Linked DNA regions of Homo sapiens: region 2 is linked to region 1. Evidence: read pairs that join two places in POLR2A ChIA-PET (ENCODE). Cell type or tissue: MCF 10A. All regions are shown on one strand. Each heading gives the region's core, and the rest is flanking DNA. Links, peaks and the distances in the headings are about the cores only.

Region 1 (8,049 bases), core at 984-5,983:
GCAGCACTTATGGCCCCTTGCATCCCCTCCTGCCTCCCTCATCACTGGCTCTCTGCCTCCTTCCATCTCACAGACATTTCTGTGGGCACTCTCTTTGTACCTGGCCCTGGCAGGGTATTGGCCCACGCCCTTGACCTTCAATGTGGTCAGCATGGATGTTGAGAATGAGGAGGAGAGACACCCTTCAGAAGTGCCGCAGAGTCAGGCAGCAGGAAACCCTAGGAACCAATGGCAGGGTCACATGGCCGCAGGCCTGGGGACTCCTCCATGCCGGGCAGGGAAGGGGGAGCTGCAGAGACTCCCACCTGTGAGGCCCAGCCGTGCTCGTCCAGGCCTGCGGGACTGGCCCTGCGCACCTCCCCAGCATCCCAGGGCAGCCACCTTCTGCTCCCATCTGTGTCCTGAGCTTTGCTGTGCCTGGAAGGCCGCACAGGGCTGACTCCTCCTGGCTGTTTGCATCTCCCTAAAAGGTCGCCGCTGGATAGAGGCTTCCTGGCGTCCCCCATCTGTAAGGCAGGCACCCCTCACACACCAGTTGCCCCATCCGCTGTCCTCGCAACCCTCATCCCTCTCCCAGATTCTCTCTTTTACTCCCCTGTGTCCTGGTGTACAGCCTGTCGCCCCTAGACCAGAAGGGACACCCTGGAGTCCTCAGCACCCAGAACCGTGCACGCCGTGGGTGGCAGCCACTCTGGGTTGCTGGAACAAGTGACCCTGCCTTACGTCTCTAGTGCTACATGGGTTCCATGTGATAGATGCACCGTAATTTCTTTACCTGTTTATCTATCAATGGACACTTAGCTTTTTGTTTTTATTTTTATTTTATTTTAATATATTTTAATTTTAATTTATTTATTTTATTTTTATTTTTATTTTTCTGAGATGGAGTCTTGCTCTGTCGCCCAGGCTGGAGTGCAGTGGCGCAATCTCAGCTCACTGCATCCTCCACCTTCCTGGGTTCATGCCATTCTCCTGCCTCAGCCTCCCAAGTAGCTGGGACTACAGGTGCCCGCCACCACACCCGGCTAATTTTTTTGTATTTTTAGTAGAGACGGGGTTTCACCGTGTTAGCCAGGATGGTCTTGATCTCCTGACCTCATGATCCGCCCGCCTCAGCCTCCCAAAGTGCTGGGATTACAAGCGTGAGCCACCTCGCCCGGCCTTTATTTTTTTTTGAGAAGGAGTCTCGCCCTGTCGCCCAGGCTGGAGTGTGGCTCCATCTCAGCTCACTGCAACCTCCGCCTCCCGAGTTCAAGCGATTCTTCTGTCTCAGCCTCCCGCATAGCTAGGACTGCAGGAGCATGCCACCATGCCTGGCTAATTTTTACATATTTTTTAGTAGAGATGGGGTTTCACTATATTGGCCAGGCTGGTCTCGAACTCCTGACCTCGTGATCTGCCTGCCTCAGCCTCCTGAATTGCTGGGATTACAGGCGTGAGCCACCGTGCCTGGCCTAAGCTTTCGTTTTTAAAACGAGGAGCACCGCTATGAGTGTCACTGTGCATGTCGCGTCTTAGGCAGTCCCAGAAGGGGTCACACTGACGCAGGGGATGGAGGAGAGGATGAGAGAGGCCACCTTACCGAGGTGTGGGCAGGGTGCCAGCAAGTCAGGCAGGGGTGGGAGCTGTTTCCACCTTTGGGTCCTCTGAGGACGGCAAGAGGGAGGAGTGGCCGGATCCTGGAGAGAGGAGCTCCGAGGAGAGGGACCCCAGACTTCAGAAGAAAGATGTGGCCAAGGCGCAGCTCCTGGGGAACGTGGGGAACGAGTATTCCCTCCCTCTCCCCCAGCTCCCAGCCACATGCCAGAGGCCCCATTGGCCAAACCCAGCAGTCAGGGGGCCAGGTGGCCTGTGGGCGCAGCCCACCTGGGGTACAGAGCAGGATGGAGAGTGGGTCTGGAGGGGCAGAGGCAGCTATCCAGCAGCTATCCACCCTGCTGACCTTTGGTCTCCACCCTTGCCCTGTGTCTTCAGCACCCAGGGCAAATGACGTCCCATCACCCTCGACTGTGTGTGCACCAACCTGAAGGCTGAGAGCCCGGCACTGCCAGCCTCTTCACTAAGGTGGGAGGGGGTGGGAATGGGCAGGAGGGAAGCAGCCCGCTGACGGATGCCCCCCAGCCATGCTGCCTAGGCAGCGCTCCTCAGCCGCCATCCTATGGCCCCTCCCCTCGGCTGGCTCCGCAGCAACACTTTTTTTCTCTCTCTTTTGAGACAGGGTCTTACTCTGTCGCCCAGGCTGCAGTGCAGTGGTGTAATCACGGCTCACTGCAGCCTCCACCTCCCAGGCTCAGGTGATCCTCCCACCTCAGCCTTCCCGGGTTCAAGCGATTCTCCTGCCTCAGCCTCCCGAGTAGCTGGGACTACAGACACTCATCACCACGCCTGGCTAATTTTTGTATTTTTAGTAGAGATGGGGTTTCACTATGTTGGCCAGGCTGTTCTTGAACTCCTGACCTCATGATCTGCCTGCCTCGGCCTCCCAAAGTGCTGGGATTATAGGCATGAGCCAGTGCACCTGGCTAGCTTTTGTATTTTTTTGAGAGGGGGGTCTCACTAGGTTGTTCAGGCTGGTCTCTAGCTCCTGGGCTCAAGTGATCTGCCTGCCTCGGCCTCCCAAAGTGCTGGCCACCGCGCCTGGCCAGCCCTTTTTGTTTTTTTACAGCCTTAGTGAGATAACCCAAACTTTTGTTCCTTCAGAATCTGATTCCTTTATGACTTGTCTTTAATGAGCTCCCTTCCCTTTTCCTGATAATAAAAAACATTGAGCAAGAAGTACAGTCACAGCTGGGTGTGGTGGCTCATGCCTGTAATCCCAGCACTTTGGGAGACCAAGGCAGGCAGATCACTTGAGCCTGGGAGTTTGGGACCAGCCTGGGCAAAATGATGAAACTCTAACTCTGCAAAAAAATGCAAAAAAAAAAAAAAAAAAGCCAAGTATGGTGGTGTATACCAGTAGTCCCAGCTACGTGAGAAGGGGCAGGGGGTGGGGTGTTGGTGCCAAGGTGGGAGGATCACTTGAGTGCGGAAGGTCAGGGATGCAGTGAGCCAAGATTGTGCCACTGTACTCCAGCCTGGGCGGCAGAGCAAGACCTGTATCAAAAAAAAAAAAAAAAAATTAGTCATGCGTCACTTAGTGGCAGGTATGCATTCTGAGAAATGTGTCATTAGGCAGTGTTGTTGTGTGAACATCAGAGAGTGAACTTACACAAACTTAGATGGACACACCCAGGCTACATGGTACAGGCTCTTGCTCTTAGGCTACAAACCTGTGCAGCACGTTTCTGTACTGAACACTGTAGGCAACTATATCCCAATGGCAAGAATTTATGTCTCTAAACATAGAAGAGGTCCAGTAAAAATATAATATTGGCTGGGCGCGGTGGCTTACACCTGTAATCCCAGCACTTTGGGAGGCTGAGGTGGGTGGATCACTTGAGGCCAAGAGTTCGAGACCAACCTGACCAACATGGTGAAACCCTGTGTCTACTAAAAATACAAAAGTTGGCTGGGCGTGGTGGTGCATGCCTGTAATTCCAGCTAATCGAGAGGCTGAGGCAGGAGAATGGTGTGAACCCAGGAGGCGGAGCTTGCAGTGAGCCGAGATCACGCCTCTGCACTCCAGCCTGGGCAACAGAGCGAGACTCTGTCTCAAAAAAAAAAAGAAAAAAATATATACGTAAAATATTATAATCTTATGGGACTACTGTCATGGATGCGGTAGTCTCTGACCAAAACATCATTACGTGGTGCATGACTGTGGTTAAGTCGTGCCTTCCCTCGGTGTGAGAATCAATTCAATGCAAACTCCCTCTGAGGATGGGGATTGTCATCCCAGCCAGCACAGTGATCCCTTCTCTGCCTGTTGGTTCAGCGGCACAAGGAACCGGAAATTGCCAGTTGGGGGAGGGGCAGTTCCACCGTAATCCATCGAAACCATGACTGTGTTTCCTGATGGAAACATTTTCCTGGACACTGGCCCAAGGTCACACACAGGAAGGAAGGCAAAATTCCTCCAGTATGTTATTTGGTGTAATAATGGGAAGGGCCCCTCCTGCCTCCACTGCTCAGTTCCTGGACCCATGCATTTGAGGTGTCGGGGGATGGCACCGCATACCATTTGCTGGGTTGAGGCATGCACCACACCCTGTAGGATGGCAGCTTAACCTCATAGGCTATTGGCTCTCATCCGGCACCTTAACGGAGTCTTCTGCAGATGATTCCTCCATTCTCCCAAACCAGCTGCTTCTGGGTAATGGGGAGCATGGTAAATTCAGGGAATTTCATGGCCATGAGCTCTCCGCCACACTTCCTTCAACACGAAATGAGTCCCTCAGTCCAAAGTGATGGTGTTTGTGTTGCCATGATGAGGGATAAATAAAGCGTTGTCCGAGTCCACAAATGGTAGTGCTGAGAGAAGTGATGTGGCTGGAAAAACAAGTCCTTACATAAAACACGTGAGGATAAATCACTGCCCTTTCCATGACAGAAGGGGTCCAATGTCATCAAGCTGGCCACCGGGCAACTGCACCTTGTGGGAATGGCACCACATTAGGAGCTTAGGGTGGGTCCCTGCTGTGAGGGTTGGGCACTCAGCCATATGGATACCAAATCACTCAGCCAAATGGATACCAAATCAGCCTCGTGAGGAAAGGTCATGCTTCTGAGTCCCTACATAGCCTTCATCTCTGCTGCCTCAGTCAGCTGCCCACGGGCTGTTTGAGCAGCATTGGGAAGGGGAGGGAGGAGGCCAATGGATGTCCTCAGAAGAGGCTGTCTTGTCCACCTGGGTACTGAGAGCCTCCTCCCCAGTAAGTGCCCATGAATGAATAAGCATTCATTCCCATGGGTACTCTGTGCCCATTCTGAGAAGTCCATCCCCTTGCCTGTCCCCTAGGCCACCTGGAGAATTTTATTCAAGTGTCTAATTGTCCAGCCAACCCATTAGCTATAGCCTGTGAATCAATGTACAAGTTTTGCCTTCTGCAAGGATTTTTCTTCAATGCTGGCTTTCTGGGCCTCTCCTTTGTCTGTAAAGCACTAGTTGTCTACCTCTGACGGGAGCTAGCACTCCAGGCAGAAAAATTTGTGGGCCAGACCCACTTTTTCATTTTCTGTTGACTGATCACAACAAAGTATTTTCCATTAGGGTGTAGTTGCAGGTTAAGAAATGTCGCAGGGCCGGGCGCAATGATTCACACCTGCAATCCCAGCATTTTGGGAGGCTAAGGTGGGCGGATCACTTGATGCCAGGAGTTCGAGACCAACCTGACCAACATGGTGAAACCCTGTCTCTACTAAAAATACAAAAGTTAGCTGGGCGTGGCGGTGCATGCCTGTAATTCCAGCTGCTCGAGAGGCTGAGAAGTGAGAATTGCTTGAAACTGGGAGGCAGAGGTTGTAATGAGCCAAGAGCACGCCACTGCACTCCAGCCTGGGCGATAGAGCAAGACTCTATCTCAAAAGAAAAAAAAGAAAAGAAAAGAAAAAGAAAAAGAAATGTTGCAAAATGTCTGGGCACAGTGGTTCATGCTTGGGAGGCCGAGGTGGGCGCATCACCTGAGGTTGACTCGAGACCACCCTGGCCAACATGGTGAAATCCCATCTCTACTAAAAATACAAAAATTAGCCAGGTGTGGTGGCACACGCCTGTAATCCCAGTACTTGGGAGGCTGAGGCAGGAGAATCCTTGAACCTAGGAGGCGGAGGTCTCAGTGAGCCGAGATTGTGTCTTTGCACTACAGCCTGGATGACAGAGTGAGACAGTGTCTCAAAAAAAAAAAAAAAGAAAAGAAAAAGAAAAGAAATGTTGCAAAACAGTAGGAGCAAATACTATTAGAGTCTAAGGCACCTACTCAGGAAGTTTACTTGTTCCTCCCAGAAATGTTTGGGCCTACTCTCATCTTACAATGGAATGCTGCTAGGTGTGTGTGTGTGTGTGTGTGTGTGTGTGTACGTGTGTGTTTTGCGACAGAGTGAGACTCCATCTCAAAAAAATAAATAAATAAAATAATAAATAAATAAATAAAGATGTGGTTCAATGTCTTCTCACTTAGTGGTTCCCAATAAGAAATTTGGTGTCACTCTTACCTCTGTTTCCCTGTATGTAATGTGTCTTATTTCTCTGGATGTGTTTGGTTTTTTGTTTTGTTTTGTTTTGTTTCTTTTTTTTTGAGATGGAGTTTTGCTCTTGTTGCCCAGGCTGGACTGTAATGGTGCAATCTTGGCTCACCGCAACCTCCACATCCCGGGTTCAAGTGATTCTCCTGTGTCAGCCTCCAGAGTAGCTGGGATTGCAGGTATGTGCCTACCACGCCTGGCTAATTTTGTATTTTTTATAGAGACAGGGTTTCTCCATGATGGTCAAGCTGGTCTCGAACTCCCGACCTCAGGTGATCCGCCTGCCTTGGCCTCCCAAAGTGCTGGGATTACAGGCATGAGCCACCATGCCTGGCCTATTTTGTTTCTTTATCACTGGTTTTGAGCAATTTGATGATGATGTGCTTCGGTGCTTTGTTGTTGTTGTTGTTGTTTTTCATATTTCCTGTTCTCAGGATTAACTGAACTTCTTGAATTTGTGAGATTGTAATTTTCATTGTGTTTGGAAATTTTTCAGTAATTTCTTCAAATATTTTTTCTGTTCCTCCTCTTTCTTGCTCTTCTCCTTCAGGATCCCAATTATCCATGTATCAGGCCACTTGAAATAGTCCCACAGTTCACTGATGCTCTGTTCATGTTTTTGTTTTTGTTTTCTCTCACTGTCTTATTCTGGATAAGTTCTATTGCTATTTCTTCAAATTCACTAACCTTTTGTTAAGTAATGTCTAATCTGCCATGAATCCCATACAGTATATCTTAAATCCCAGAAATAGTTTTCTTATCTTTAGAAATTCTATTACAGTTTTAAAAAATGATTTTCATAATTCTATTAGCTTTTTCAAACACATGAAATACAGTTATAATAACATTTAATATCTTTTTCTGATAATGCTAACATCTGTGTAAGTTCTGGGTTGGTTTTGATTAATTGACGGCATCCTCATCATAGGTTGTGTTTTGAATGTCTGGTAATCTCTGACTGGATACCAGACATTGTGATTTTACCTTTTTGGGTGCTAAATATTTTGTATTCCTATACATTTTCTTGAGCTTTGTTCTGGGATGAAATTACTTGGAAACTGTTTAATACTTTTGTGTCTCATATTTGTAATTCGTTAGGCAGAGCCGGAGCAGTGCTCAGTCTAGAGCTTTTTCTGGGATGCTGGGGGAAAGGCAAGTGCATGACTTCCTAGTGGTAGAATCCTATTACCAAGGTACAACTTTCTTGAGAATTCTACCCAATGCCTGTGAATTATTAGTTTTTCCAGTCTGGCCAGTGGAAAACAACACTACTCTCAGTCTGTGTGAGCATCAGGCACCATTTCCTCCAATCTTTTTTGGCACTATTTCCCCTAATCCAGCCTGCGGTAGCTTCCATCCGCGTGAGCACTGGCCAGTGTGCTGCTGGATGCCTGAGGAGACTCTCTACCCATCTCCAGGGCTTTCTCTGTGCAGCTCACTCATTTATGGTACTCTGTCCTGAGAGGTCTAGCTGCCTTGGTCTCTTCAGTTTCTGCTCTGTCTCCTCGCCTCAGGGAGTCCACTGAGCTCCACCTCAGTTGCCCCTCCCTGGCAGGGCAGTCATAGAGCCACCTCTTTACCCTCCCTGGCAGGGCAGTCATAGAGCCACCTCTTTACCCTCCCTGGCAGGGCAGTCATAGAGCCACCTCTTTACCCTCCCTGGCAGGGCAGTCATAGAGCCACCTCTTTACCCTCCCTGGCAGGGCAGTCATAGAGCCACCTCTTTACCCTCCCTGGCAGGGCAGTCATAGAGCCACCTCTTTACCCTCCCTGGCAGGGCAGTCATAGAGCCACCTCTTTACCCTCCCTGGCAGGGCAGTCATAGAGCCACCTCTTTATCCTCCCTGGCAGGGCAGTCATAGAGCCACCTCTTTACCCTTCCTGGCAGGGCAGTCACAGAGCCACCTCTTTCCTGTGTCTCGGGGATAG
Region 2 (8,049 bases), core at 1,080-6,079, 260 kb before region 1:
CATATCTTTTGCTATTGTGACTGGCGCTGCAATAAACATGGGGGTGCAGATATCTCTTTGATAATATTGATTTGATTTCCTTTGGATAAATACCTAGTAGTGGGATTGCTGGATCATATGGAAGATCTATTTTTAGTTTTTTGAGAAACCTCCATGCTGTTTTCCCTAATGGCTGTACTAATTTACCTTCCCACCCACAGTGCATCAGAGTTCCCTTTTCTCTGCACCCTTGCCAGCATTTGCTATTTTTTGTCTTTGTGGTTTTGATTTGCGTTTCCCTGTTGATTAGTGACATTGAGCATTTTTTCATACATGTGTTGGCCACTTGTATGTCTTTCTTGGAGAAATATCTATTGAGATCGTTTGTCTATTTAAAAATCAGATTTATTTATTTTTTGTCACTGAGTTGTTTGAGTTCCTTGTTTATTCTGGATATTGGCACCTAAAAATTACTCTTAATCATACCATTTGTTAAATGCTTATCATATCCTAGGAGTTTTCTAAGTTCTTGGAATACATTATCTTATTTCCCAGGCCCTATGAGGAATTCGTATTTCCATTTTACAAATGAGCGAACCAAGGCTTAGTGGAAAAAAATTAAGCAACTTACCCAAATCATGTACCTAGTAAGTGGCAGAGCTAGGATTTAAAGACAGCTCTGTCTGATCCCAAAGCCTGTTCCCTTAAAAATTATGTGGCATGGCCTCTCCAGATAAATACAAAAACAAACAAAACTAGGCATTTTACATATGTAATCCCATTCTTTAATAATCATGTAAGGAGATGTTGTTATACCCATTTTACAGGTGAGGAAAGAGACTCAGGAAGGTTAAGCAATTTTCCCCAAAGTCGCCTCCCTAATAAATGATGGACAGCGTTTGAACTCCAGCTTGTGTGACGCCAAGCTCATTGCACAATTCCACTTCCCGTTTCTGGATCTCCACCTCATTTGGCTGCATTATTTTCCCCAGTCAGGTGCTCACAGTCCGTGCACTAATGGACACTTGGTGCTTGTCAAAACCTTGCTGAATGAGTGCATGAATTGCACACCTCAGTGCATGCCCTGATGACAGGAATAGCTGCTGGAAAGGTAGATTGGTAAACTGGCCTTCTGGTTGTTTACACATTGGCTGTGACTCTGTTGAATGTGAATGAGTGTCCCCTCCCTCCCACCCCCCACCAAGATCAACTCTGCATGGACTGAGAGCCTTGTGTTTCTGAGCTGTGAGCTCTCAAATGGACTCAGATATTGTACACTGTGAGGGGCAGTGGTCCTCCTCTGTGACACCCACCTCTCAACTTTTTTTTTTTCTTTTTTTTTTGAGATGGAGTCTCGCTCCGTTGCCAGGCTGGAATGCAATGGCACGATCTCAGCTCTTGCAACCTCTGCCTCCTGGGTTCAAGTGATTCGCCTGCCTCAGCCTCCTCAGTAGCTGGGATTACAGGCACCTGCTACCATGCCCGGCTAGTTTTGTATTTTTAGTAAGAGACGGGGTTTCTCCATGTTGGTCATGCTGGTCTCGAACTCCCAGCCTCAGGTGATCCGCCCATCTCGGCCTCCCAAAGTGCTGGGATTACAGGTGTGAGCCACCGTGCCCAACCTCTCAACTTTTAAAGCTGCACACTGTTAACTGAAGTTCTTGTCCCCCCTACTTCAGGACAAGCTACAGGGTATATGCATAATTTTTCTTCTAGCACCAGCCAGTCACAGGGGTGTTCATAGAGCAGACATTTGAAGCTGCTGGAAGGGAACTGAAGGTTATCTGGTGAGTACAGAGGCATCGGCTGACGTGAGGGCTGGTGTCCTAAACCATGGTAATCTAGTGCATCCCTATCAATACATAATTCTGTGCTAGGCAGTGAGGGTGCAGGCCCGCCTACATCACAGACCCTGCCCAGGAGGTCACATGTAAACAAGTAGAGGCAAATATCTGCTTGCTGGACACCCCACTGAAGCTTGCCCTTCGTGAAATCTCTGATGCTCTGAACAGCATGTCTCCCTGCCTTCGTGACCTGCCCATCCCATGGCTAGGCTGCACCTACGCCACACCACTGGCATTCATGTCACTTGATTGCAGTTGCCTGTTTCCTTCTCTGACTTCCTTACTGGGCCAAGCAACTGGAGGGCAGGGGACTCATGCTTGAGAAGAAAGGATTCTGGACTTTGGCTGAGGAACAGGCCTTTAGTTCCAAAAGGGACAGAGGCAGGAAGCAGAGGTGTTTGAGGAAAGATAGGGGTCCAGGTGAGGGATCACTGGAGACTGACACAAAGTCTTCCTCCTCCGAAGTGTGGAGCTGTGATCCCACCCAGCAGCCATCCTGCATTGTCCCATTCCTGGAAAAAGAAAAAAACACAAAATGGCATTGATTCTGCCTGCGCAGCGTCCTACGTGTAGCAGATGACAGAGAAATGTGGATGGATCAGAGCAGGCCCTACAATATTGGATTGGTGTTGTCTTGGTCACATTGAAGACACACACAGCACCCCAGTGACAAATTCTCAGGGGTTGCAGGAGCTGCTGATCCCAGGACTGTCCTGTGCCTTAAAACTGGGGGACGCCCATGATGTTGGAACCCAAATACCCTTCTTCCCGTCAGCATAGTCTCAGCAGCTTTCTTTTGAGATATTCGAGCTGCCCTAATTTAGATAGTCTGTGGATAAGAAGAACAAAATCTCTGCCCCAATGGGTGTGTTGGAGAAGTGGTCCCCGGGTCTAATGGCGACGTGATGGGAGTGGCATTAGACTGATCATGGCTGTTAGAATTAGGAAGGTGCCAATGGCCTTGCCGTGCTGACAAAGCCTCGTCACCCATGCTCTCTCACTGTCCTCCTCACACCTTGGGAGGTGGCAAGTATACATTTTATTCCTTCATTTTATGGACGAGGAAGCCGAGACTCAGAGAGATGATTTGCCTCCAGTTGGGGGGTCAGGTGTCCTGATTCCCAGCTTCAGAGCTCTTCCCCCTGACTAGGGACTAATAGTCCTGTGTGGTGCATCTGGGTCCCAGGGATTTGCCTCTCTTCCCTCAGCTGGATTTCCTTTACTCCAGTGCTTTTGAAAGTTTCACATGAGGGGAGGCAGGATCCAAGTCATAACCCTGATAGCTAACACTATCCCAGAAGATCCACTCAGGTGTGCTGTCTTCAGACCTGTGAGGATGCGTTTTCCTTTATGCTACAGATTTTCATTAGCCACTGCATATCCTGCCCGGGGGGCGCCAGACACTGGAGATGCAAATGGACCCCAGAGTGGGGACTTCTTTTGTAAGACAGCATTGAAAAATATGAAAGATTTTAGGCCGGGCATTGTGGCTCACACCTGTAATTGCAGCACTTTGGGAGGCTAAGGTGGGTGGAGGTCAGGAGATTGAGACCTTCCTGGCTAACACGGTGAAACGCCATCTCTACTAAAAATACAAAAAATTAGCCGGGCGTGGTGGCGGGTGCCTGTAATCCCAGCTACTCGGGAGGCTGAGGCAGGAGAATCGCTTGAATCCGGGAGGCTGAGCTTGCAGTGAGCCAAGATCGTGCCATTGCACTATAGCCTGGGCGCCAGTGTGAGACTCCGTCTCAAAAAAAGAAAAGAAAAACATGGAAGATTTCACCTAAAAATTCAGATTTCTGGTTCCTTGGACAGTCGGAAGCCCTTGTACTCTGGGACATACCGACATGATAGATTTTCCAGGAGCCAAGTTTCAGCTGACCTTTTAGACCCAAAGTTGGGGACTGAATGCTCATAGAAAAGAACGAGTGACTCCCTATCCATGTGTGTGTGTGTGCTCTCCCCTTCCAGGTGTGCGTGTGTTCTCCCCCTCCAGGTGTACGTGTGCACTGTCCCCCTCCAGGTGTGTGTGTGCTCTCCCCCTCCAGGTGTGCGTGTGCTCTCCCCTCCAGGTGTACGTGTGCTCTGTCCCCCTCCAGGTGTGCGTGTGCTGTGTTCCCCTCCAGGTGCGCGTGTGCTCTCCCCCTCCAGGTGTGCTTGTGCTCTCCCCCTCCAGGTGTACGTGTGCTCTGTCCCCCTCCAGGTGTGCGTGGGCTGTATCCCCTCCAGGTGTGCTTGGGCTCTGTCCCCCTCCAGGTGTGCATGTACTCTCCCCCTCCAGGTGTGCATGGGCTCTGTCCCCCTCCAGGTGTGCATGTACTCTCCCCCTCCAGGTGTGCGTGGGCTCTGTCTCCCTCCAGGTATGGGTGTGCAGTGTTCCCCTCCAGGTGTGCGTGTGCTCTGTCCCCCTCCAGGTGTGTATGTAGGCTCTGTCCCCCTCCAGGTGTGTGTGGGCACTGTCCCCCTCCAGGTGTGCATGTGCTGTGTCCCCCCTCCAGGTGTGGGTATGCACTATTCCCCTCCAGGTGTGTCTGTGCTCTGTCCCCCTCCAGGTGTGTGTTTGGGCTCTCCCCCTCCAGGTGTGCATGTGCTCTGTCCCCCTCCAGGTATGTGTGTGGGCTCTGTCCCCCTCCAGGTGTGCATGTGCTCTGTCCCCCTCCAGGTGTGTGTGTGGGCTCTCCCCCTCCAGGTGTGTGTGTGCACCCACATCTGCCCCATCATTTATTCCCCATTGCTTGCCTTACCTCTGTGTTTATCTTTACTCATTTATTCATTCATTCAATGGATATGTACCACATGCCCTCTATCTGCCAGCCCTAGAGGATTTAAACAGCTAAGACATTGTTTCCCAGGGCTATTGTTAACAAAGCAACAGAAACTGTGTGGCTTAAAACAACAGAAATTCAGTTTTAGTTTTTGGCTGGGCACGGTGGCTCATGTCTGTAATCTCAGCACTTTGGGAGCCCGAGGCAGGCAGATCACTTTAGGAGTTTGAGACCAGCCTGGCCAACATGGTGAAACCCCATCTCTACTAAAAACAGAAAAATTAACCAGGCGTGGTGGTGGATGCCTGTAATGCCAGCTACTCGGGAGGCTGAGGCATGAGAATCGCTTGAACCTTGGAGTGCAGTGAGCTGATATCACGCCACGGCACTCCAGCCTGGGCGACAGAGTGAAATTCCGTCTCAAAAAAAAAAAAAAAGAAATTCATTTTTTCACAGTTCCATAGTCCAGAGGGTACAAAATCCTTGGGTTGGCCACTGCATGCACTCTCCAGCATCTGGTGGCTGCCGGCAGTCTTTGGCGTTTCTCAGCTTGCAGCCATAGAGCTCCAAATCCGCCTCTGTCATCACTTGGTTTCATTGCCCTTGCGTAAAGTATCTTCACTTGGCGTTTTCCTCTCTGTGTCTCTCTCTCTTTTTTTTTTTTTTTTTTTTTTTTGAGATGGAGTGTCGTGCTTGTTGCCCAGGCTGGAGTGCAGTGATGCGATCTCGGCTCACCGCAACCTCTGCCTCCCAGGTTCAAGTGATTCTCCTGCCTCAGCCTCCTCAGTAGCTGGGATTGCAGGCGCCCGCCACCACGCCTGGCTAATTTTTGTATTTTTAGTAGAGATGGGGTTTCACCATTTTGGCCAGGCTGGTCTTGAACTCCTGACCTCAGATGATCCACCCGCCTTGGCCTCCCAAAGTGTTGGGATTACAGGTGTGAGCCACCTCGCCACCGCACCCGGCCTCTGTGTCTCTTCTTATAAGGACACCAGACATATTTAATTGAAGACCTGCCCTATTCCAGCATGACCACATTGTAACTCAATTAAATCTGCAATAACCCTATTTTCAAATAAGGTCTCGTTCACAGGTACCTGGGGTTAGGTGTTAAACATATTAGATTCTGTTTTGTTTTGTTTTTTCTTCTGGAGGGTCTAGTGAGAGAACATATCGCTTTGGGGACATGATTTAAAAAAACTTCAAATCACACGAAATGTAGAGCATGGCCCTTGCTCATCATCCACTCTGGGAGACTCCTAAAGCGTCAGCCAGTGCCCGGCGGCAGCTGTGGTTTGGTGGCCTTGTTGCTTCAGATACACTCATCACTGGATCCCCACAATAGCAGTCCTCTGACAGAGATTCTGTTGCTGCTCCACTTCTGCACAGATGAGGAAACTGAGGCACAGAGGGGTTATACAGCTTGACCGAGGCTACAGTTAAAACCTAAGTTACTATATCCAAATATATGCAAAATAAAAACCAGGCACGGTGTTGCCCACCTATAATCCCAGCTACTCTGGAGGCTGAGGCAGGAGGATCACTTGAGCAGAGCTGGTGTGTGGATACGGGCAGGAGGCTGGGTCCTGAGAGATGAACAGCGTGTGTTTCCTGGTAAAGCCCAGCAGGCTGCGTTCTGTTTCCCATCAGACTCCTCTCTTGTGATGTGGACAGCAGGAAACTAACCTATATTTTGGTCACTCTCCTGAAATCAAGTCTGCCGTCATTTAAATACCCTCACAAGGTAGGACAGGCTATCCTGCCAATTTCCCAGGGTGACCATCTTACAAGGAGACGGACAGTACAGAAGCAAGGGCTTCTGGTATAAGGTAAAACGAATCTGATTATCTTCTTGACCCAGAAGGTGATATTTCTTTTTTTATTTTTATTTTTTTTAGGTGGAGTCTCGCTCTGTCGCCCAGGCTGGAGTGCAGTGGCACAATCTCAGCTCACTGCAACCTCCGCCTCCCAGGTTCCAGTGATTCTCCTGCTTCAACCTCCTGAGTAGCTGGGACTATAGGTGCACACCACCATGCCCAGCTAATTTTTGTATTTTTAGTAGAGACAGGGGCTTCACCATATTGGCTGGGCTCCTGGTCAGGAGTGTCGAACTCCTGACCTTGTGATCCGCCCGCGTCGGCCTCCCAAAGTGCTGGGATTACAGGCATGAGCCACTGTGCCCGTTTGTTTTTTTGTTTGTTTGTTTGTTTTTTGACAGGGTCTTGTGTAATGGCTTGATCTAGACTCATTGCAGCCTCTGTCTCCTGGGTCCAAGTGATCGAAGCCTCCCAAGTAGCTGGGACTACAGGCATGCGTCACCACGCCTGGCTAATTTTTGTATTTTGTATTTTGTATTTTTTGTAGAGAGTTTCACCATGTTGGCCAGGCTGGTCTCCAACTCCTGGCTTCAAGTGATCCACCCACCTTGGCTTCCCAAAGTGCTGGGATTACAGCTGTGAGCCACCACACCCGGCCCAGAATGTGATGTTTCTAACCTTACGTTTACACAAATTTATGTCCATATTTAGGGTCAATTTCTTAGGTCTCTGTCATGTTCTCTAGTAGATGGAAGAACCATCCAGAAACCATTGCATGCTCTAAATAACCTTTCTTTTGTGGTACTGCTTTCTCTAAGCAAATATAGTTAGCACCAGATGGGACTGTTGCAATACAGAGTTTTTAACAACAAAAAAAAATTGATTCATTTAGGGTTTCCTTAAATTAGGTGAGCGATTTTTTTCCTTGAGCACTGAACTCCCACATTCAATATTCCCGGCGTGACATTTTGTGCTGTTATAGTTGGTAAGTGAAGCTCAGCTATTCTGAGCTTTATGTGCCAGGAGCCTGTGCTCAGAAATCCTTTTTTTAGTTTCGCTCATAAAGGCTACTTGTATGTTTGGGTATTTCATGCAGAAGGAAGTCTTCCGGGCTGGGTCATTCACATTCCATGCTCTCTTGCTAGGCATCTACAAAGTTCATAGCCATTTTTAACACACACCTTTGCTGCGATAAAATCACAGTCAGAATTTAAAGCCATGACTGGTCTATTTCCTTTAGCATAATGTCTTCGGGGTTCATCCGTTAAGCTAAGGGAAATAAGCCAGTTTCAAAAGGAGAATTACTATAGAATTCTATTAGTATGAGGTACCCAGAGCAGGCAAATTCATAGAGACAGAAAGGCTGGGGCAGGGGCTAGAGGGAGTCATGGTTCAATGTTTCGGAGTCTCAGTTTTACAAGATGAAAAAGTTCTGGAGATGAATGTTGGTGAGAGTTGAAAATAATGTAAATAGACTTAATGCCGCTGAACTGTACACTTGAAAAGGGTTAAAATGGTAAACTTTAACCATTATTTTACCACAATAACAAAAAGCCACTACCCTACAATAATAGCCTAAGTGACTACATCCAAATATATGCAACATAAAAGCTGGGCATGGCGTTGCACACCTATAGTCCCAGA

What was found. Peaks named below come from ENCODE experiments on the same cell type or tissue, not always from the same donor. Only the 100,000 strongest peaks of a DNase experiment are listed, where the experiment ranks them.
Region 2: POLR2A ChIA-PET joins it to region 1 with 8 read pairs; 7 of 35 experiments call an interaction of 5 or more read pairs at or near these places.

The regions. Positions count from the first base shown.
Region 1 is chr14:103,062,489-103,070,537 of GRCh38, reverse strand. No RefSeq gene overlaps it. Among named protein-coding and RNA genes, the nearest start is that of CDC42BPB, 9.0 kb to the right of the region's middle. In MCF 10A, for the core only: no CTCF peak of the experiment used is centred there; DNase peaks (open chromatin) are centred at 2,997 and 3,157.
Region 2 is chr14:103,322,928-103,330,976 of GRCh38, reverse strand. No RefSeq gene overlaps it. Among named protein-coding and RNA genes, the nearest start is that of EIF5, 7.3 kb to the left of the region's middle. In MCF 10A, for the core only: no CTCF peak of the experiment used is centred there; no DNase peak of the experiment used is centred there.